Regions from separate parts of the Mus musculus genome. Here region 1 is linked to region 2. A link is a loop called in an ENCODE intact Hi-C map of the cell type or tissue named here. Cell type or tissue: heart. All regions are shown on one strand. Each heading gives the region's core, and the rest is flanking DNA. Links, peaks and the distances in the headings are about the cores only.

What was found. Hi-C counts contacts between places; a loop is a spot of excess contacts. Peaks named below come from ENCODE experiments on the same cell type or tissue, not always from the same donor. Only the 100,000 strongest peaks of a DNase experiment are listed, where the experiment ranks them.
Region 1: a loop joins it to region 2, with 5 times the contacts of the local background. A loop is called at or near these places in 36 of 42 quality-filtered maps.

The regions. Positions count from the first base shown.
Region 1 is chr13:53,779,109-53,789,937 of GRCm38, reverse strand. Gm34439 (a long non-coding RNA gene) reads left to right here and starts at 2,214. Exons shown (of 4, transcript XR_382405.3): 1 at 2,214-2,393. In heart, for the core only: a CTCF peak has its summit at 6,274 (motif pointing left); a DNase peak (open chromatin) is centred at 6,257; H3K27me3 peaks cover 1,199 bases.
Region 2 is chr13:54,050,638-54,061,466 of GRCm38, reverse strand. Drd1 (dopamine receptor D1) reads left to right here and starts at 5,809. Exons shown (of 2, transcript NM_010076.3): 1 at 5,809-5,906; 2 at 6,854-10,284. The coding sequence starts at 7,274. The coding sequence ends at 8,614. In heart, for the core only: a CTCF peak has its summit at 5,710 (motif pointing right); a DNase peak (open chromatin) is centred at 5,716; H3K4me3 peaks cover 1,241 bases; H3K27ac peaks cover 936 bases; H3K27me3 peaks cover 3,341 bases.

The sequences.
Region 1 (10,829 bases), core at 1,835-9,834, 270 kb after region 2:
CCTCATTTCAGTGCCCGCTTACTACAGCGAGATGCTTTCACTCGTGTACTGACAGGAGCTGGATGCCCAGAAACGTACATTCTTTTAAACAAACAATAAAAGTAATAGTTTAATTTTTCTAAATTACCCTGGGTTCTTAGTCCTCTACTGCACACGTTATTACCATTCACCTGCTTTTTCTAAAAAAATATTTTATTCTATTTTATTGTGTATGCATGTTTTGCCTACGTGTATGTCTGTGCACTGTGTGCGTGCCTGGTGTGGAGGTCAGAAGAGGGAGTTACACCCAATGCAACTGGAGTTACAACAAATGACTGTGAGCCACCACCTGGATGCTAAGAATCAAATCCAGCCTCGGTCCTTGGTGAGAGCAACAAGTGCTCTTAACCACTTAGGGGCCACTCCCGCCTCCATAACAACTCCCACGCTAAAGGTTTCAACTCCTATTTTATTTTACAAGCTACAAGACTCAGAGCTTTCATAGTTTATCCAGATCCCCACACAAGCCAGCGGCAGAGTGAAGAGTGACACGCATGTTTGCCTCAATTTACAGGAGTGCGCTTTTACCACCTTGTTGCAGTAACTCTAAAGAAAAATCAATCCGCCCAAAGAAAGTGGAAGTGAACGTTAGTTTTTTTTCTCAGCTCTAAAATTCTAAAATGGTACAGAAAAACAACAACAACACAAAAAAAAAAAACACAAAAAAACCAAAAAACAAAAAACAAAAAAACTGTTCTGAAATTTGTTCTGAAGTCAAGGAATAAAGGCAATGAGAAACTATCTGCTATCCCAGTCAGTGAAATATCCAAGATTGATCATATATATGTCACTAAGACGTACCAATCCCAATATCTGTGGTCACACCAAAAGAAGCCTGTGTCCCCATGACTCTCTGGGAATCCTTTCAGAAGATCCTGTAACAACATCAGTCACCATGGAGACTAGGGCCACAGGAGACCTCTCCTTGTTTTTATTGCCAAATATAGATTTTTAAACAAAGTCTTAGTCTGGGAATCTTTCAAAATTGGCAAAGATGAATAGTACAGCTTTTTTTTTTTTCCAGAAACATGGACTCATTTTTTTTTGGAACAGTAAAACCAAAATAGGGTAATAGCTGCACCGAAATTCACAAGCAGATGGGTGGGGACATAAATGACAAGGGTTCATCTCAGTCCCCCCACAATTGATCAGTTCCAGCACAACCCAGTTTTTATTATGTTCCCAGATGGATTATACCTTTATAAAGTTTGATTTTTTTTTTTTAGCAAATTGTACACTATGTATTTCTGGGGATTTCTTCGTTTGGCAGGGTGGGGCTAGAAAGTTATGAGAGACCTAGGAGGAATGGCACACACAAAGGTTGTCCCCAAGAGGGACATGGAGAAGAACATGAGTCTGCAAGGCTCCTTGGGCATGGCCCTCCCAACAACTCGTCTTGGGAAAGGGTATGACTGACCCTCCTTCGGCCTGACCCCTTTGGCTGACCCTCTCTTCTCTTTGCTCTTTCTCCCACCAAGGGGATTTCCTGAGCACCTCTTAGCCTCTGCCTTTTATCCATATACTTCTTCCTCTTCAAGGACCCCACCACCTTGTTCTAGTCTTCCTATCTACATACATGTCATGCGTCAGCTTTCTCAGGTCACATAGGAACTCATCGCACATCCCTCGGTGATGGAGATGTGCCCCGAGAAAAGAGCTACTGGGTGCTGCCATTATTGTGTGAACAACATAGAGTGTGTTTACATGTGTGCACCAAGATTGAGTAGGTCAGCCACGCAAGGTACCCTCTTGCACCATGAAAAGATACAGCGAATGTAATATATACCCAGTGTGTAACGCAGTGTGCTGTTGACTTAATAAGCAAAAGGCATGAGTTTTGAAATGATAATCGAGCTGTAATACAATAAGCACACAAACCAGAGTCACAGTCCTTTGTTCCCATTGCCACATGTACACTAAGCGTGATCCGGTGTGCTACATCTTGCTGGAGTGGCCACAGGGGGTTGCCTTGCCACAAAAAGGCAAGGGATGCATCTTGCCATGGCACAGGAGCCAAGTCTGCACTAGGCAATGCAAAGTACTTTTCCACTCCATTATAACCGTGGGAAACTAACACAGACTGTGGTCTCTCTTCAGCTGAAACTGTACATCATGTGACTGTTCCTGCCTGGGGCTTACACAACAGAAATTGATTTTCACACAGTTCTGGGGACTGCGTGGGCAGGCTCCGTTTCTCCTGAAGCCTCTCTCTGCCCTGCCAAGACCCACCTTTTCCCATGTCTTCTCATGGCCGGTCCTTACTCAGTGCATCTGGGTCCTGTTGACTCTTCCTCCTCTTACAGGGACAGTGATCTCCTCCAAGAGATTCTAACTCCATCACTTCTTCTACTCAGGTGAGTGAGGGAGTAGGGAGATGTTTGTGGGAGGATAAATGAAAACATTATCTAGGTTATCAGCAAGTTCTATACTATGGAAACCATTGTTCACAACAATGGATTGCATACTTGAGAATGGCAAAGAAAATGGATCCGAATGCCCTCGTCTCTCACACAGCCCTATAGATAATAACTGTGTAGGGCTATGCATGTGTTGTACTACTTAATTTATTTCATTTATGCTTATACATATGGAAAAATATATATGAAAATAACATGTTTTCCAACAAATGGCAGGTACTCTGGCTTTATATATAGAACTTCTGTCAAGTGTGAGTTATTTCATGCGCGAACCTTGGTGAGAATAACAAAAGGCTTTAACACTTACCTTATACATGTAAAGTTTGTCTCCACTGTGTGTTGTCACATGGTGTCTTTAAATGCTTTCCCTGCAAGGCTTGAACACACAGGGTTTCTCTTCAGCATGGATCCTTCTTTATATTTGAACACATCTATGATTCCCACAGCTATGAGCCCACCACCCCCAGAGGTAGTGGAAGAGAAAAGTTATTAGGACATGGGGGAAATAGACCTGTTTAGAAATAGTTCTTTGGGGCAAGTGCATTCTTTGTTGTCAGGATATCGACAGTTCATCCCAGTAGCAAACACCAATTATGAACCAGCAGCTTTGGTCCAGTCCTCTCGGCAGACACCCCACATGAACCTGCAAGGGCAGTTCAATCCAGAAGAAACCACAAGGCTTGCCAACCAGCTGGGGTCTGTGGAAGCAGCAAGAAGCTGCAGGAATCTCATGAGAAGTTCTTTGGTGAGTTTCTCTCTATGGCATCATCACAAGTGAAGCTCAGCAAAGCAGTGTAAGGCACACCAATACATGTGTGTCATCCGTGAAGAACAGTGAGGCTGAGCAAAGCAAACCAATGCTCCCACTGTCTGTGAGGTCATATTTCTATCCCTTCTGAATATCATGCATCCTTTCACATGTCTGCTCTAGCAAAACATCCTTTCACCTGTGTGCCCCAGCAAAACATCATTCGACATAACTGGCTTTCCAAAGCAAAGAAAGAAAGAAAGAAAGAAAGAAAGAAAGAAAGAAAGAAACAAACAAACAAACAAACAAACAAACAAACAGTAGTTTCCATTTCACTGAAGGGTTTTCCACATTGATAGAGTTTCTGTTCTCCAGTATGTGAGTCCTCACATGCTCCAGGAACCAGGGGAGATGGGGACTGAAGGCTTTGCCACACTCCCCACATGTGCACATTGTCTTTATGTACCTCACACACTCACAAGTTCTTGACCTGTTAGAGCCGCAATGTACAGCATTCTATGGAATTTTTAGTCATTTTCAATGGTTTTATTTATTTATTTATATAATGACGAGCTTTCAGAACATTTCCTATATCACGTTGTCATAGATAAAGTATCCTGTCTTCTGATAAGGACACCCAGCAAAACCCTTTTCTCCATTGTGAAGTTGACATCCACATCCTCAAAGGTTATGGATTCCATTTCTGCTTCCAGGGCTCCTTTTTGTACCCACAGCTGCGCCTGGGGCCAGGGTGACAAAAGTACAGAACAGAACTGTCCTAGGGACACACCCAACCATCGAGCCAGTCCTACACATATGCTAAAGCATACAATGAATCACTGAGTACTCTAGTCACCTCTTTATGCTACAGAACATTAGAAATGAGCCCTCCAATAAAACAATAGCAATTTCTGTGTTCAAAAACTCACGTGTTTAGTAGTTCTTTCCCCCTGCCCTCCTCAGCTCTAATAACGTCTATTCTATTGCTTGCTTTTGTGGAATCAATTTTTCTTCTTAGCTTTTGCACATGTGTAGAAACATGTACTGTCCTGGGTGGCTTCTCACTTGGTGTAATGTCTTATAGTTCCATTCATGTTGCCAAAAAAAAATGACAGGATTTTGTTCTTCTCATGTCTGGATAATATTCAGTTATGTGCTGATGCCACATTTTCTTTATCTATTCATACGTCGCTCACAAGACACTTTGGATAGATGCCATACCTTGACTATTACTAATAGTGCTGCTATTGATGTGAGAGTGTAGGCATGTCTTCAACAAACTGATTCACTTTTATCAAAACATTTGAATTCTTAATTCATAGGCTTGCAGTCTGCCAGCTCCATCCGAACAAACGTATATGTGTGTCTTGGGGACTTTTAAATCTGTGGTTTATTCAAGTCTGCTTTATCAACATCAAAAACAGTAATTGTTGACTTCAAGAAAAATCACTTACCATTTGGGGGCAAAGAGTTGCTAAGCTTGCCAGTGAATATAACCGAGATCTCTTCCCATAACCATCCCTGAAGTCTTATGTTAACCTTTAGGTGTGATCTAAGCTTTCCCCAAACATCATCAGGAGCTTCCATTGCCATTGTGAACTGGATTCTACACGTGACTAAAGCCAGTGTTTGCTATAGGATGTAGGGTAGGAGCAGGACATCTGTTTAAAGACTAGGGATGCTCTGATTTAGAAAACAGGATAAATCCTAAAACACACAACCTAGAAGAACATAAAAAGCACGGGACGTCCAGGGCTTTCTGAGAGACCGGACATCATGTCACTCAATAGGCACAGAGGATGCTGATGGTGAAGAGCAGAGGTATCTTAGGCAAAGCTCTGGGACAGGGCAGAAACCTGGAAACCTGAAACCATCCACTTTGCGCCATCATCCATAAAACAAGCGGCAATGTTGAGAGTGAGGTGGGACCTCCACACTCCTGAAATTGTCAAGATCAATCCCAGAAATTCTTCACAGCACAAGGGTGAAATCTTGAAGTGAAACCCTTCGTTCAAATCCCAGCAGTGGTTGCAAGTTTTGTGACTTTGGCTGAGTGATGGGCCACTTAAATTTTGCTTCCATCATTTATAAAATGGGGAGACGATTAGCTTCCTTACAACTGTGATGATCCGTCACATGACAGGATAAAGGGAAAGAAAACTTCTCACTGTCTGGCTACACATGGTGGCCACAGGGGACAAGTTGAGATGATGGAGATGCCCAGATTTCTGGTGCACATAAAATCAAACTCCAAATAGTGACCAGCATTACCCAACCCTTGCCTCCGTCCCCATTTCCTTTCCCACAATTCTGCTGTCACTTTTAGACCTACGTCGATTCCTCCATCCTCCATTCATCTGCAAGACCTTTGTATATTATCTTCATTCCTCATAGACTCCCACCTCACCAAATCAATGCCTTACCAGGAAAATCAGGTCCCTGGGGGTAATATTCTGTCAAGGCACTTGTAGCCTTTTCTCCCACAATCTGTATTCTGGGTTGCAATTGTCATCTACCCAGTTGCTATTTAGTGTTAATAACCCCCATTAGGATGCAAGGTTTCCATGAGAGGAAAATATGGTTCACTGATACATCCCTAACACCTTGTACAGTGCCTGGGCAAATGTTCTTAAATATTTGGCAGATCAGTAGAAGAAAAGACAAATATATGGGTGAATAGGTGCATGCATACATGGGGAGAGGCCCTTTGGTGTTATTTTAATCACATAATACCAAATTTTGGTTGAAGGATGAACTCCTACTTCTAATAAGGGTGTGGTGGTTTGGAAGCATAAAAAGTCTCTTTTGCAGGGCTGGAGCATTGGCTCAGTTGAGAGCATTTTGTCACTCTTGCAGAGAACCCGGGTTCAGTTCCTGACACACACGTGGTAGCTCAAAACCATCTGAAACTTCAGTTCCAGGGGATCCGACTCTCCTGACTTCTGCAGGCCTCAGGCACTATACACAGACTGTCATCTCTTCCACCATGAGAGTAGAAACTGGCCCTTAGGCTCCTTAGAACCGGGCTATTGCTGAGTCCTTGGCTTTACAACTGCCCCACCTACTGGTCAAAGTGTGTATTTCACAAGGGATGGGAGAAGCAGGAAGCAGGAGCTGAGCAAGACAAGGTGGCTTTGAGAGGATCCTTCCCTCTGCTCCTGCATCCCTCCATGAGCAGACTTTACAGGAGCACTGCCACACGCTGCTGCAAAGTGCTTATTAAACGGGAATCCACATCTTTAGAAAAGTAATCAGGATTCTGGAAATTATCGTTTGCTGAGTTACTAATTAACTCAGTGCCAAGGTTGGGTATCTCACTTTAAAAGCTGATGTGCACACCACGTGCTGAGTCTAAGTGTACATCCTGGATATATATGTATTCTTGGAGACCAAATTGTTGGTTCAATGGCCATGTTCAGCAATTTTTAAAACGCAATTACAGTATGCCTGCTTTCTGTGGGCCTCGGGCCACACAGCCGCCTCCTCTCCCAGTTATAAATCTCTGTAACCTCTCACATGTGGCAGCTGGGTGCTTGCCTATGAGAACATAAAGGATGTAGGGAAGGATGGGAGGACTTGAAGCCAGGGAGGGGAATGAGGTCAGTGGCTCCCTGTTTGGCTCCTGGTTCATCACATCTGATCTCTGTGATCTCTGATGGGCAATGCCATCTCCCTGAGATGCATTCCTTTCAAATACAAAAAGGAAAGTCAATGACATCAGAAGGGATACTAGCCTCATCTTACTCAGTGATGTAAAGGGAGCAGTCAGCCGCTCCCTGCCTGGAGTTAGTACAGGACTCAGTACCCACTCCTAGTCTACTGTCCCAAACACCCAAGGCCAGGCTCTGTGCACTCACTAGGTATACTGGAAAACTACCTGCAGAACGTGAGCAGATACTGTGTGTTATTTTCAAAATACCAGGTGCCTTCTTGTCAGTCACTGTCAGCCATCACGACTGACCTCTGCTGCCTGAAGCTCCCACCAGCACCACCAGCACCTGCCAACATCTGTACCCCCAGCATCTGCACCTCCCAGCATCTGCACCTCCCAGCATCAGTACTGCCAACATCTGCACCTGTCAGGATCTGCACCCATGCCCACCTCAGGACAAATCTAGAGACTCAAATCCTTTTGATAGCTTTGCTTTGCTTTGTTTAACACCTGTCTAAGGAGAGATGAAAGAATCCTCTTTACAATTAGACCAAAAACTGGGGATGGAGAGGGGGTGGGGTGTTACATACCTTGAAAGCTTTACATTCTGCTTAAAACATTATATCCTCATGTTTAAAAAATCTACACATGAGTTGGACTCTTAGCTTGTTTAAGTTGCTAAATGAGGCCTGGACTAGCAGCCTGCTCTTTGACTCTTTGGGAACAGTAGACTTCATTGGAAAGACCCAGATACTTCACATCCTGTTTCATCTTAGCTCTGTCTCTAGCTTATATTCTCTACCCATTTCGTGCCTTACTCTCCTTGCTTCTCTGATGTCATTTAGAGTCACGCTAGCCAACTGTGAAGTGGGGGAGGGAGCACTGCCTGTTTTTACCCACGGGTCCCTAACGTGCTTTCCTGGTGCACTTTCTGCCTCTGTGCTTGCTGGGGACGCTCACGCATCTGCACACTCTTCTGCTCTTTTCTCCATTCTGTCCATCAGGCATTTGCAACATCCTACTATGCACTTGTTTATGGGGCAAACTCTGGGGGCTCTCCAGACGAGTAAGACGCAGAGGGGAGGCAAGAGGAGGAGAGCTTTTGATAAGACACTCAAGGGCTTTTTGTCTGGCCTTCGCCATTCTCCAGCTGTAGGACCTTGGCTTGTGTAACAAGCCCGAGATGGGATTTGCTTATCCCTAGGCTACAAATCTATTGCTGGCATTTAAAATTACTATGTATCTGGTGTTACTTGAGCACAGTGTTAGATATGTAACTTTGTTACAGCATCTGCCCTCCCAGCTCTCTACACCTAGCAGCCATCCCTCAGCATCCACCGGGCTTGATTTCAGGACTCCATCTGACCCTGAACTTTGAGAATAGTTACATAAAGTGGCATCCTATTTGCCTATAACCTGTACGATGTTCTCCTGTATCCTCATTGAAACCATACTTGTCCTACGAAAAAGCCCCAACACACATTGTTTTAGTGACTTTTTCATGGTTGCCCCCAAACATCTGACAAGAAGGAGGTAATCGAAGGAAGACTGACCTTGGCTGATGGGTTTGTGGACAGGGAGGTGTGGGGATGCCACCTCCTGACTGTGGTGGGTGCTCCGGGCATGGCTTCCTTGCATCTTTACAGACCAAGAAGAAAGCTCCACCAGAAGTGGGTCTGGGCTTTAACCATCAAGTTCCTTTCCTACCAGTAACCACTTCCCCACCCCAAACAGCTCCCCAAACACCAATTTGGGAAAAGAGTTCTGAGAATAGCTCATTTTCAGGTGGTAACAAGCACAAATGCAATCCTGGAGGTTGTTAAAGAGTTTTAGTTAGAGAATGACAACAAGAACTAATCTCGGTATTAACACATTTTTTTCTAGATATTTCAAAACAGAATTGTTGAAGATGCTGGACTAGTGTATCTAGGAAGCTGACCACACACCTTAAGAATATCATGTCCATTAAGGGATGAGCCTCGGACAGCACGATGCTCCACAAAGTATTCTTTATTAACGTGAGGTGGGTTGGGGAGTCGGATCAAAGCCAAAGAGGACAGGCTAGAATGTTGTGACTCATTTCCATGTGTGCATGTGCTATGCATGTGTGTGTGTGAATGTTCACATGTATGTGTCTCTACATGTGCATGCATGTGCATGTGTGTGCATGCATGTGCTCATACATCTCTGTGTGCATGTGAGTGTGTGTGTGTGCGCTCACGTGTGTGTGTGTATGTGTGTGTATGTGTGTGTGTGTGTGTGTGTGTGTGTATGTACGTGAGTGTAGAGCCTTAGAGTTGGTGTCTGTGTCTTCCTTGATCAGACTCCACTTTATTCAGGGACAGGGTCTCTCACTGAACATGAAGCCTTCCATCTCTGGTTTAGGTAGCCAGCTGGTCCGAGGAATACCCCGTCTGTGCCTCCTGGGTGCTACCACTGCAGGCAGCCACCATGCCTGCCCAGCTTTTATGTGGGTTCTGGAGATCTGAACTCCTCACCCTTGTGTGACAACTGCTTATCCACTAAGCCATCTGTCAGGCCCCCAGATAGCTGTGTTTGGGTATGAGGTGTGGAAGACGGGAGGGCTCTCCATGGATGTCTGAAGGGCTGAGTACAGGTCCCAGATGGGTGCTGCCTGTGTCCTGGACTACCTGCCCTTGGGGGTTGCAGGCGAGGTGACATGGAATCAATGACACAGACTCTAGGAACAGATGAGAAAGGCTGCAGCAAGCGCTCTGAGCACTTGAGCTTCCATTGGTCCCAAGAAAGCATCTCTTCTAAACGGCAGTTCCCAATTGGCTGACATTGTCTGCATCAGAAATCCTTGGTCTCTCAGGCAGTCCTCAATTAGGTCCTCCTGCAGGAGATGCTTTTGCAGCTGGGTGGCCCCGACCATTCCTGCTACAGATGGGGATTCTAGGGTCTTGCTGATGAGCGGATTGTTTTCTTTGTTGCTGGTTACTGTTGTCATTTTGTTTTGTTTTGTTTTGTTTTGTTTTGTTTTGTTTTGTTTTGTAATTGTCAACTTGACCCAAGCTAGAAAGAGGGAACCCCAGTTGGAAAACCACCTCCATCAGCAGGTCCTGTAAACAGGCCTGTGGGAGCATTTTCTTAATTAATGATTGCTATGGAAAGGCCCAGCTCTCCCCTGAGCTGATGGTCTTGGAAGGTGTAAGAGAGCAGGCTGAAGAAGTCATGGGGAGCAAGCCAGTAAGCAGCACCACTCCATGGCCTCCGCACCAGCTCCCGCCTACAGGTTCCTACTTTAGTCCCTGCCCTGACTTCCTTTCATCATGAACTGACTAGAAGCTATAAGCTGAAATAAACCCTTTCCCCCTTATCTGTCAAGAACAGTGTTTATTACAACACTGGTGAGCAAGGGCAGAAGAGTCTCATGCAATGAGGGAAGAACTGGGCCACCTGTGGGGTGTGGAGGGAGGGGCTCAGTGCAGGGTCTCAGATGGTGGCCTTCAGGCATCCAGGGGGGCCATGTTTGGCATGATTCTGATGGCTGGGAATGCTTGAGGTTTATTAGGAAAGCAAACACCAAAAGACATTTTAAAAAAATCATATCAGTTTCCATATAATGCTAAACAATGTGTTCCTGATTGCGGGGCTAAGATCTTTCAGATTTTCTAGTGTAACCAGGAGACCCCCTGGGAGCCAGAATGAGTTCTCCTTGGTGATCTACCCAGATTATTGTCTGGTGTAGCCAGACCCAGGCCTCTACCGCCATCTACTGTGCAGGTCCTGTTACAAACATTGTTTAGTTTGGCAAGAGACACTGTGCTTCAAAGGGTACCTTAAACCTGAAGGCCAGGCCTTTCTTTCTTCCCCAGAGCACCACAGTATGACACAGCCGTGCATTGCTTAGCAGTGGAAAGCCATCCTCAGGAAGCCATCATTAGGGGCTTTACCGTGGAACTATGACAGCACTTAGGCCTAGCAAGCTACCCATGTAAACTGTGCAGTC
Region 2 (10,829 bases), core at 1,289-9,288:
AAGAAACCTGGCTTCTCACAGGCAGATGGTAATGACGTCAGTCTTCAACCTTAGGTCTGCCCTTTCACTGCAGGTCTCTGCACTGATGTCTTAGGGTTTTACTGCTGTGAACAGACACCGTGACCAAGGCAACTCTTGTAAAGGACAACATTTAATTGGAGACGGCTTCTAAGTTCAGAGGTTCAGTCTATTATCATCATGATGGAAGCATGGCAGCCTCCAGACAGGCATGGTATAGAAAGAGCTGAGAATCTACATTTTGATCTGAAGGCAGACAGAAGACTGACATCCTCAGGCAGCAAGGAGAAAGCTCTCAAAGCCCACTCCCACAGTGACACTCCTACCCCAATAAGTCCACAGCCACTCCAACAAGGCCACACCCACTCCAACAAGGCCACACCTCCTAATACTGCCACTCCCTGGGCCAAGCATATTCAAACCACCACAGCTGGTTAATTTTTTTTTTAAATCACGTAACCAAATTCCTGAGAAAAAGCAGCTTGAGGAATGAGAGGAATATTTTAGCCAATGGTATCTGGGGATGTAGTTCATCCTGGTGGGAAGGCTTGGCAGTACGAACTTGAGGCTACTGCTTACTTGTGTCTCAGGGACCAGGAAGCAGAGAGCAGACCTGATGCAAAAGCAGTTTTTTAAGCCCTTAAGGCCCATCCCTAATGACCTACTTCCTTCAGCAAAATTCAGCCTCCTAAGGTTCTACAGCTCCCAAAATAAGAATAGTAGGATGGGCCTTGGCCTGGGAATTACTTCCAGACTGAAGCATCCCTCTGGGGTTAGTCATGTATCTTCTTGGCCCAGAGGAAACTCTTGTACCTTTAGTTTCTCCACAGAGCAGGCATTTCCAGTCTGAAAAGTCCAGTTTAGCAACATGTTTGCAAAGACTCCTGCTACTATACTGTCCATATATTGTTACAAAAAAAAATCTCTCTGAACACAGAGTAAATAATTTTTTGGGAATTAACATTTCTTTTGCCCTGGCTTAGGTCTTCTCTCTGTGTGTGTCTTTCTTTCTCTCTTTTGTTTTTAGTAAGCTCATCTTTTGCTTTTTTAACAGTAACAAAAAATGAACTGCACTGCAATTCTGTACTATGCTGTACAAAAGGTAGCTATCATTTAACACTGAAGTACAAAGTCTTGGATTAGAGATGTTTGCTGTGGTCTTGGCACATGGACAGGCAACTTGCCAGTAACACACTCAAAAACATTTACAGACTACATGGTAACATTTGCAGTGGTTGCATCTCTTATAATGAATTAACTATGCTCCTGACCCCCAAAGCCGGCTTAGACCAAACTGATTCTGCATCTCTCAAAACTAAGGGGTTTCGACGGGAGAAGGGAGAATCTGGGTGTCATTACTGTAGATGGGGCTCACACTTGAATCTATGGAATAGCAGGCCAGGATAATGGGATGGTAGAAGTATTCTAGTAGAAAAAGAAAATTCATGGGACAGCAAGATGGCTTAGTGGAAAAAGGTGCTTGCATCTCAGTGAGTCAGCCTGAGTTTAATCTCCAAGATGCACATTGTGGAAGGAGCAAATCTACCTCTACCTACACACATAGATAAATAAATGTAAAAAAAAAGATGTGTTATTAAAAGAAAAAAATCCAAAATCCCATATACCTCTATTTCAGGTTCCCTTGCCTGTCAAGAATCTTTTGCCATTTCAGCTTTAAAATAAAGTCAAGAATAAAATGTAAAAGTTGAGATATTTCCTGACTTCTTGATATCAAGCAACAAAGGACGTTAAATCCCTCCAGATCGAAATCTGGGTGAAGAGTAGACAAGTGTCCCTACTTCCTGATCCCCCCACGGTGGGAAACCAGGGAGATGAAACTGGACTGGTGCATCCACTTCCTGTTTCAAGAGAAGTTCTCACCCATGGTGTAGTCTGGGAGACTCTCCAAATTGAAGACTTGAAGAAATTTAAGAGCAAAATAGCTAGAAACTGCGAGAGTGAGGCATGGGGAAAGAAACAGGGAGGGAGAGAAAGTAAGAGAGAGGGGAGAAGGGGAGAGGGAGAGAGAGGGTGAAGGGGAGGGGGAGAGGGGAAGGGAGAGGGAGAGGGAGAGAATGTGAAAGAATATTGATAGCTTCAGAGAATCTTCTCTGAGCTCATCAGAGAACTAACCTCTGCACTAGGATGAGGATATGCAAATGTGGAGGATTGGATGGAGCAAAGGCTGTGGACAGGACCTGTTCTCACCAGCCAGACTCAAAAACCCCATCACTCACTGCGCATGGGGCAGAGGGACACAGGAGCTCATTTCAGTTATATTAAAATAGCCTCGGGTCAAAAATTATCCAGTTCTACTCAATAAACCTTCAGAGCAAGATCTGAAAAGGTCACATGGTTTCCAGGTAGCTTAACAGGACCCTGGGAGTTAGAAAAAGGTCCAACTTTGAGGTGTAAATGTTTGAGATCTGGAAGAACACCATTATGATGTCCCTCTGTATATATGGCTATCTATCACTTGGGGGCAGGCCGAGGACAGATCTTATCTCTGCGATGCAAACCTGGAAGCTTTTGTGAACATAACAAAAGGTTAGGAAGAAATAAAAAGATAAGTAGTAGAGGAGACACAGTGGAATCTGGCTAAGGGGTGAAGGGCTTGCTCAGTGTCTGAGAGGTTGCAGGTTTAACTCACCACCACAAAAGACAAAACTCAAACCAAACCTCACCTAAGCCTATAAAAGAGGAAGAAGAAGGAGAGAACCATAGTAAATATGGTGGCCACTCTAGCTGCCAATTTTTACCCAAAGGGACACATGTTGATTTAAAGTTGTATGATAGCTATGGAAGATGAAAACAGGACATGGGATTAGGGATTTATTGTCTGTAATGAGCAATGTAGTCACTTGCTGAAGATCAAGCTATCAACACTCTTCGCTAACACTGCAAGCAACCATTTTAGGTAGTTAGTAAGCCAGTTTTAATAATCCCAGAAGCTGCCTACGTATAAATTTTGAGAACACTTGACAGTGCATTCGTCTGACAGTGCCTTCTGTATTCACTGACGTTTACAGTCCTAAAATAAAAAAGTTATTGAAAACATCTTTTTAACCTTTACCTCCTCACCGTGCATAAATCACAGTGTACCTACAAAGACTTGCTGATTTGGGAGACAAAGATGCTTTTGTGTTTGTGTCTACATTCCCAGCATGATCAAATGCTAATATCTGCTTGCATTTATATTCATGTTCTTACTGTTTGTAGGGAGATTTCTAAAGAATAAATTGGAAGATTTGCTTCACCTTGACTCCCAAGGGGGAGGGGCACAGAAACCAAAACAAAAACCAAATTTCTAGCCAAACTTTGAGATCCCCATGATGTCCACACTGTGCATGTTTGAAATCCTGAGATTTAAGAGACCTTCTATCCATTCCTGTCCTCCTAGGGACTGGGTTCACATGCCAGTGAGCTAAGCCTGACAGGAAAGGGTCCTGGGTGCCTGTTTCCAAATGACAGGACCATAGAGAAATAATCCAACACACTCATTTCCCACGAAGGAGAAACAATTCAACTCTTTTGGAGTAATTCTCTCCCTTCTCCCATCTCTGCTGTTCACAGGCGTCTTCTCTTTGCCTGTTGATTTCTTCAGGAAAGTAGACAGCCTGATGCTTGTATATCAAAATGGCTGACATTTTCCTGGGGTGGAGAAATATCATGAGCAAAGCGATAACTGACATTGAAGAAGAAGAAAACAGGTTTGGGCTGGTTAGAGGCATTTTCAACCAGAGATCTCTCTGAGTAGCTACGAGTGTTGGAAGAAACCAAGGTTGTCCAGTGCACCACGACTAGCCTTTCCTCCCATTCTATATGAATTCTTCTGCTGCGGACTGGCATTGCAGGCAAAACGATGCCACCAGAGGCAGCTTTAGTATGGCTGTCATTCTACTTTAAAGAGCAGTGGCCATTTTCCAGAGTCCTTGGCAAGTCATTAGGGGAAGTCTTACTCCTCAAATTGCCCTCAGGTCACCTCCAGCTTCCTTGTTACAATCCTAAGTGTTACTACATTGTTGCTTCTTCTTCAAGTGCTAGCTGGAGGAGCACTTTCCCTCCCTGAGGGAGTCCTCCCTCCTCCAGCGTGCTCAGTCCTGCCCTAAAGGATCCCTAAAGTTTCCACAGCTTCCTGCGCGTCCAGAGGGCCCTTTGTCCTCATCTTCCTCATTTCAGGGAATTGCAGGGTAGGAAGAGCAAGAGGAGTTGCAATTCCAGACTCACACAACCATCTTGGACTGGAAACATCCTCTAATTTGTGTTCGCTGGTCAAAAATGAAGAAGTATGGTGAAACAAAGTTCCAATTGCGTAGAGAGCGACTGCTTCAGGGATGAGAATCCCCTGAGGGTTTTACCCTGTGCTGACTCACGGCTCTAAAGCAGAGTTTCTCAATGTGTGAATTTTGACCCCTTATGTGTATGTGTGTGTGTGTGGGGGGGGGGGGGGTCACATAACAGACAGCCTGCATATCACATATTTATAGTATGATTTATAACACTAGCAAAATTACAGTTATAGAGTGCAACAAAATAATTTTTTGGTTGGGGGTTGCCACATATTGCAGCATTAGGAAAGTTGAGAGCCACCATTCTAAAGGCATGTGGTTCTTGGGGTATATGTCTGATCACCAGTCTGTGGAACTTGGTGTGTGGCAGCAAGACTGCCAGTGGGAGGACAAACCGGGAGCACAGGTGGAGGAGGACTGGTGTCAATCATTTGACTACATCCAAAACCAAGATATGATTTCTGCTGGCTAATTAGGAGAGCTATTTAGGTTGTATAGAGAAAATTCGGGCATTCAGTGTGGTGTGTGGTTCTCATGGAGACAAGACTACTACCTTTTTTTTTTTTTTTTTTTTTTTTTTTTTTAACTGGTCTCTGAAGAATTTCTGGCCACCAAGGACTGACTGAGTCCATATCTGGTCCCAACTCTTAAATAAGTATTTCATTTAATTTTTACATCAGTAAGCACAGGAGTCCAGGCAAAGTGATTTCCAAGTTCCATACTTAATCTCTTTTCACACAGATGGGAAGGCACTCTGGGGCTGCGTCTATGCACTAAACGTCTCTGAGGCCACACATTCCTGTCTCTGCTTTATCCCTGTGCTAATTGTTTAGATAGTGGGCTCCATCCTAGACACGGCTGTGCAAGCGACAGTCAGGCAGACAGGCCACCATCTTCATTAGCTACTGTGTTAACGTGGAGTAGAGCCCACAGTCTTTCTGAGCATCACTGTCCACACAGATGAAATGAAGCTGTGCAAGCCAATAAGGAAGGAGTTTTGCAAGATGTCGAACATCATGAGGTGTGTGTGTGTGTGTGTGTGTGTGTGTGTGTTTAGGGGACACAGAGGCTGCTGAGTTTATGCCAGGTCTCTGATCACTTGCACAATAAGTTGACATGTTGTTCTCACTGCTGCTCCAGCCTTGGCACACAGGGGACACAAAAGGAAAATCATGGCTTAGAGAATAAAATGCTAGCCAAAGGGACTTCTTATTCTTGTGAGTTTTTAGGGGCATTTCAAACGAGGGAGGCTAGAGCGCGGAAGACCTGCCTCTCACCGTCCAGATTCTGGCAGAAGGGGACAGGGAAAAGCATGGTCGAGGCCCTGCATCTTGGTTACACACACTGGCTGAGGCCCCTGTGATCTGAACCTGCTAGGGCGCAGGCGGGGTGTAGGAAACCAGAGGCCCCGGCAGAGGGCGCCGGGTACCTGCTGAGAGTGCGGCACCGTGTTTGGGGTGCTTGTGGGGCGCGGGTCACGGGCTGCACTCGTGAGTTGACCGCAGAAGCGCCTTGGCGGGCGGAGCGCGGAGAGCAGAGCGAGCGGCACAGGAGAGGGCGCAGGGTTGGCGGAGTCGGGGAGCGTGGTCTCCCAGATCGGTGAGCACTCTCGTCCTGGGGCTTCCCGTACCCCTGCTGCGGGGCACTCAGTGACAACTCAGCGACGTGGGCAGTGTCCAGGACTAGCAGGGCGTGGGTGTGGGTAGGGTCAGCTCTGACCCCGAGCTTTGGGTGGAACTTGGAGTTGACCCGGAGAGGCGCTGAACGAGAGTTTGGTTTACTTGATTTGAGCATCAGGATTTGTTCCTCAGGTTCTGTCTTGTGCCAGGGTCCCCCGGGGAGGGGTGGGGGGATCAGGTAGCCAGAGAGGGCACAGCGATTAGGTAGGCGTCCCACACCCCTGCTCCAGCTGTGCCTTCAGTGAACCACGTGTGGCTGTCGCCCGCCACTCTGCCTGTCAAGCTCAGCCCACCACCGGGGCCGGGAGGGGACGCGGAGGCGGGGTGGGCTGTGCCCCGCTGGAACCCAGCCGGCCGGTGCCCTCGCTCGCTCGAGCTGTTGTGCTTGCCTGGAGCTCCTGCCACTGCTGACAGGGAGCGAGCGGGTGGCTCCCCAAGGAGGCTCAGGGTCCTGCCCTAAGAACGAGGAGCCAAAGGGGTGCCCAGAGCTGGGCTTCCTCAGACAGGACAGAAGCTGTTCCAGTCCTGGAGGTTCCTCTCCCAAGGAAGCTCCGAGAACCCTCCTGGGGGCGGGGGCAGCAATCTGTAGGTGGGCAAGGTAGCAGGAGGGGCGCCGCTTCCCTGGCACCTGGCCTGGGATTCCTTTCCCAAATCCATCCCAGAGATTTTTCTGCATGAGGAGGGGGAACACTTGCTCTGCTGGAGGGACTCGTTGAGTCCAGGGGTTTTGGGAGAAGTGACTCTAAAGCAAGGTAGGTGGTCTTGATGGACTTGTCCAGGGGGTGATGGGCTGAGATTTTGTGTAGCCAAATAGGAGGTCTGCACAGAGTATTGGTGAACGACTTTGTGTTTCCCTTTGCTTTTTAGGGCATTTGGAGAGATGTGGCACCAGGGGCTTGAAGGAGAAATGCATGTATTTTAGGCTGTGTCTCAGAAGAAGAGGCAGCATCCCCGAAAAGTGACTGAGATTGACCAGGAAGAGGCCCCAGACTCTTAGAGTATGCTTAAAAGCCTATGCATTCCTTGGGGAATCTAGGGACCAGCGGATGCCAGGGAACAGCGACCTGGAGCACTGAACCCAGAAGACAGGTGGAAAGCAAGCGGCTCTTCTTCCTGGTATGGCTTGGATTGCTATGGAGATGCTCCTGATGGAACACCATTGTGCTTTTGTCCAGACAGCAACTGGGGCTGGAGAAGGGGCTGGGTGGTGAGTGATTGGGGGAAGTCTGGCTAAGCCTGGCCAAGAACGTGAGGGCTAAGCCACCGGAAGTGCTTTCCTTCTGGAAGATGGCTCCTAACACTTCTACCATGGATGAGACTGGCCTGCCAGTGGAGAGGGACTTCTCCTTTCGCATCCTCACAGCCTGTTTTCTGTCCCTGCTTATCCTGTCCACTCTCTTAGGGAATACCCTTGTCTGTGCCGCTGTCATCAGGTTTCGACACCTGCGGTCCAAGGTGACCAACTTCTTTGTCATCTCTTTAGCTGTGTCAGATCTCTTGGTGGCTGTCTTGGTCATGCCCTGGAAAGCTGTGGCTGAGATTGCTGGCTTTTGGCCCTTTGGGTCCTTTTGTAACATTTGGGTAGCCTTTGACATCATGTGCTCCACGGCATCCATCCTTAACCTCTGTGTGATCAGCGTGGACAGGTATTGGGCTATCTCCAGCCCTTTCCAGTATGAGAGGAAGATGACTCCGAAGGCAGCCTTCATCCTGATTAGCGTAGCATGGACTTTGTCTGTTCTCATATCCTTCATTCCAGTGCAGCTAAGCTGGCACAAGGCAAAACCTACATGGCCCTTGGATGGCAATTTTACTTCCCTGGAAGATGCCGAGGATGACAACTGTGACACGAGGTTGAGCAGGACATACGCCATTTCATCCTCCCTCATAAGCTTTTACATCCCCGTAGCCATTATGATCGTCACTTACACCAGTATCTACAGGATTGCCCAGAAGCAAATCCGGCGCATCTCAGCTTTGGAGAGGGCAGCAGTCCATGCCAAGAACTGCCAGACCACCACAGGTAATGGAAACCCTGTCGAATGCTCTCAATCAGAAAGTTCCTTTAAGATGTCCTTTAAGAGGGAGACTAAAGTCCTGAAGACACTGTCTGTGATCATGGGGGTATTCGTGTGCTGCTGGCTCCCTTTCTTCATTTCGAACTGTATGGTGCCCTTCTGTGGCTCTGAGGAGACCCAGCCATTCTGCATTGATTCCATCACCTTCGATGTATTTGTGTGGTTTGGCTGGGCGAATTCCTCCCTGAACCCCATTATTTATGCTTTTAATGCCGATTTTCAGAAGGCATTCTCGACCCTCTTAGGATGCTATAGACTCTGCCCTACAACGAATAATGCCATAGAGACTGTAAGCATCAACAACAACGGGGCTGTGATGTTTTCCAGCCACCATGAGCCCCGAGGCTCCATCTCCAAGGACTGTAATCTGGTTTACCTGATCCCTCATGCTGTGGGCTCCTCTGAGGACCTGAAGAGGGAGGAGGCCGGTGGCATACCTAAGCCACTGGAGAAGCTGTCCCCGGCCTTATCGGTCATATTGGACTATGACACCGATGTCTCTCTAGAAAAGATCCAACCCGTTACCCACAGCGGACAGCATTCAACCTGAATATTGGGTTCTCATCTCTGAAGCTATGAGTTCCCTAGGGCTTGCTGTTAAGAAATTAACACGAGACCCCTCTGCTGCTTTTGGACAGTTACAGAACTTCTCCAACTCACTGACTCCAGTGTATTCTCTAGCCACAAGGGAAATGACTTAGGCTCTGAAATCCTTTTTGAAGCATTATCTTAGGACACTCTATATATATATATTTAAAAAAATAATAGGGCCAAAAGTCAACTGTAAACAGCTTCACTTAAAAATCAAACTTTCCAGGAAGGAAGTGTGAGAGTTGTTTGCTGTATCCAAACAGGTGCTAAAACTGTCCAAGCAGTTTTCAGATTGTAAAGGTAGGTGCATGCCTTTGTTAATTAACTTCTCTGACAATAATTGAGCCTTACAGCAAGAGTGGGATTTCTTTTTTTTTTTTCTTTCTCAGAATTGACAGATGCATTGTTGATAATGGTTTTATTTATTTATTTATTTATTTATTTATTTATTTATTGTATTATATGGATATTTTAAATTTATCATAGTGAACCTATATTTAGCTTATTTAATAGACCGAACCAATGTTAAATCAGAGACTGAACTGTCCATTGTACTAGCACTTCATGAGCCAATGAAACAGTACACATAGACTCTGAGATTCTGAGCTGGGAATGACTTCTGGGAAGGCAGCAAAGGCTGATGTGGTGGTTCCTTAACTCAACACAGACACAAATAAACACAAGGTAAGAAGTGACTAACACTACCAATGCTCTGCCCCTAAAAATATTTTGGAAAGATATGTTTTTTAAAAAAGAAGCTACTATTGTGTTCTGAATGTTTTAAATGGCAGAGGCTTTCCCCGAGGCAAATTTGCACTTCTGTAAATATCTCTGTAAAAGCCAGCTCAAGAAGAAATCCAACTTTAGATTTCTGTCTGAATGTCGAGGAAGAGCATATGCCACTTTGTATTTATGTAAAATAATTGGCCCTCCCTGTCATTTCTCATTTCATGCTTGAAATGGCTTTCTGAAACAAACAAATGACTGTCCAGGATTAAGATGTGCATCGAGGTGAATGAGCTGTAAAGTCACAGGTCACAGCAGCCCCTCCGATAGTTGGGCTCATCGCTGGTTCTTCATCTGCCCAGGTCTAACCAAGCCGGCTGCTCAAGGGGCTACTTTTGTAGTGCTTTAATCCGAATTTAGTATCCTCTCTTAAAAAAAAAAAAAAAAGCTCTTTAATGTTAGTGGTAAACTAGCTAATGAGCTGTGCCTCATCGTGGAAGTATACACTTCTGTTGTTGGTGGGGGGAATAGAAGAACCCCTTCCCGGTGTGTGTTGAGCATCACAAAGCCATCAGCATCACTAGTCACAAATGCTACTTTTTTTCCTCCCTGTGGTTTTGAATCTAGTTTCCAAGTCATAGCCTGGACTGCAAAAAGTACCATCAAGTCCCCTCGGGTGGGGGTATTGCAACAGTGTTTCTTTTGTTGTTTGAAATGTTTACAAGGTGTTCTTTGGAAGCAGCTGCAACATGTGGATAGAACTGAAGGAAGGGCTGACTGGCTTGCTAACAGTATCTCCTGCAGGGGTCTGTGTTACGTACTTTGAATGTTTTCTCAGCTCTACCGCTTGTATGCTTTCTTACATAAAATAAAATTATTTTGTGAATTCAAATCAACCCCAAATGGAGCTCTGTTGCATTTGTTAAACCCATTTTAAAAGCTAGACTGCTTCAGGTAGACAGCTAAGAAAATGGGGAGAGCATCTTTGGATATTCACTCCTCTTTTAAGACAGGGATTTCTCTCCTATGTGCCCTTGGTTGCTTTTGAATGTTTATGTGGAAAACACTGCCACACATGTTTCTTATATTTTAAATGTGCTCTAAGAAGAAACCTTTGTTCACTTGAAAAATTACTCTGCTTCTCTCTCTGTTTTTCAGATTTGAAGATGTTCTCATTTTTAGCTCTTTCTTTTTAAGAGATTATTTGTAAATGGAATAAAAATTTTAGAAAGGACTGTCTTGCTCTGAGTGGCTGTAGTTTTGTAGTTGAGGGTAACCACCATGCATGCTAGTGACGCTTATTTCAAAACAACTTAGAAATGATCTATTCTAAAGAAAACATGGCTTGTGACACTGGGATCACCGTAACGATTAGCAGGACCACTCTCTGATTCTGCCAGTGCTACTTGCCAGCTAACTCAAGGAAGGGAAAGGGCTCAGCTGCTGGT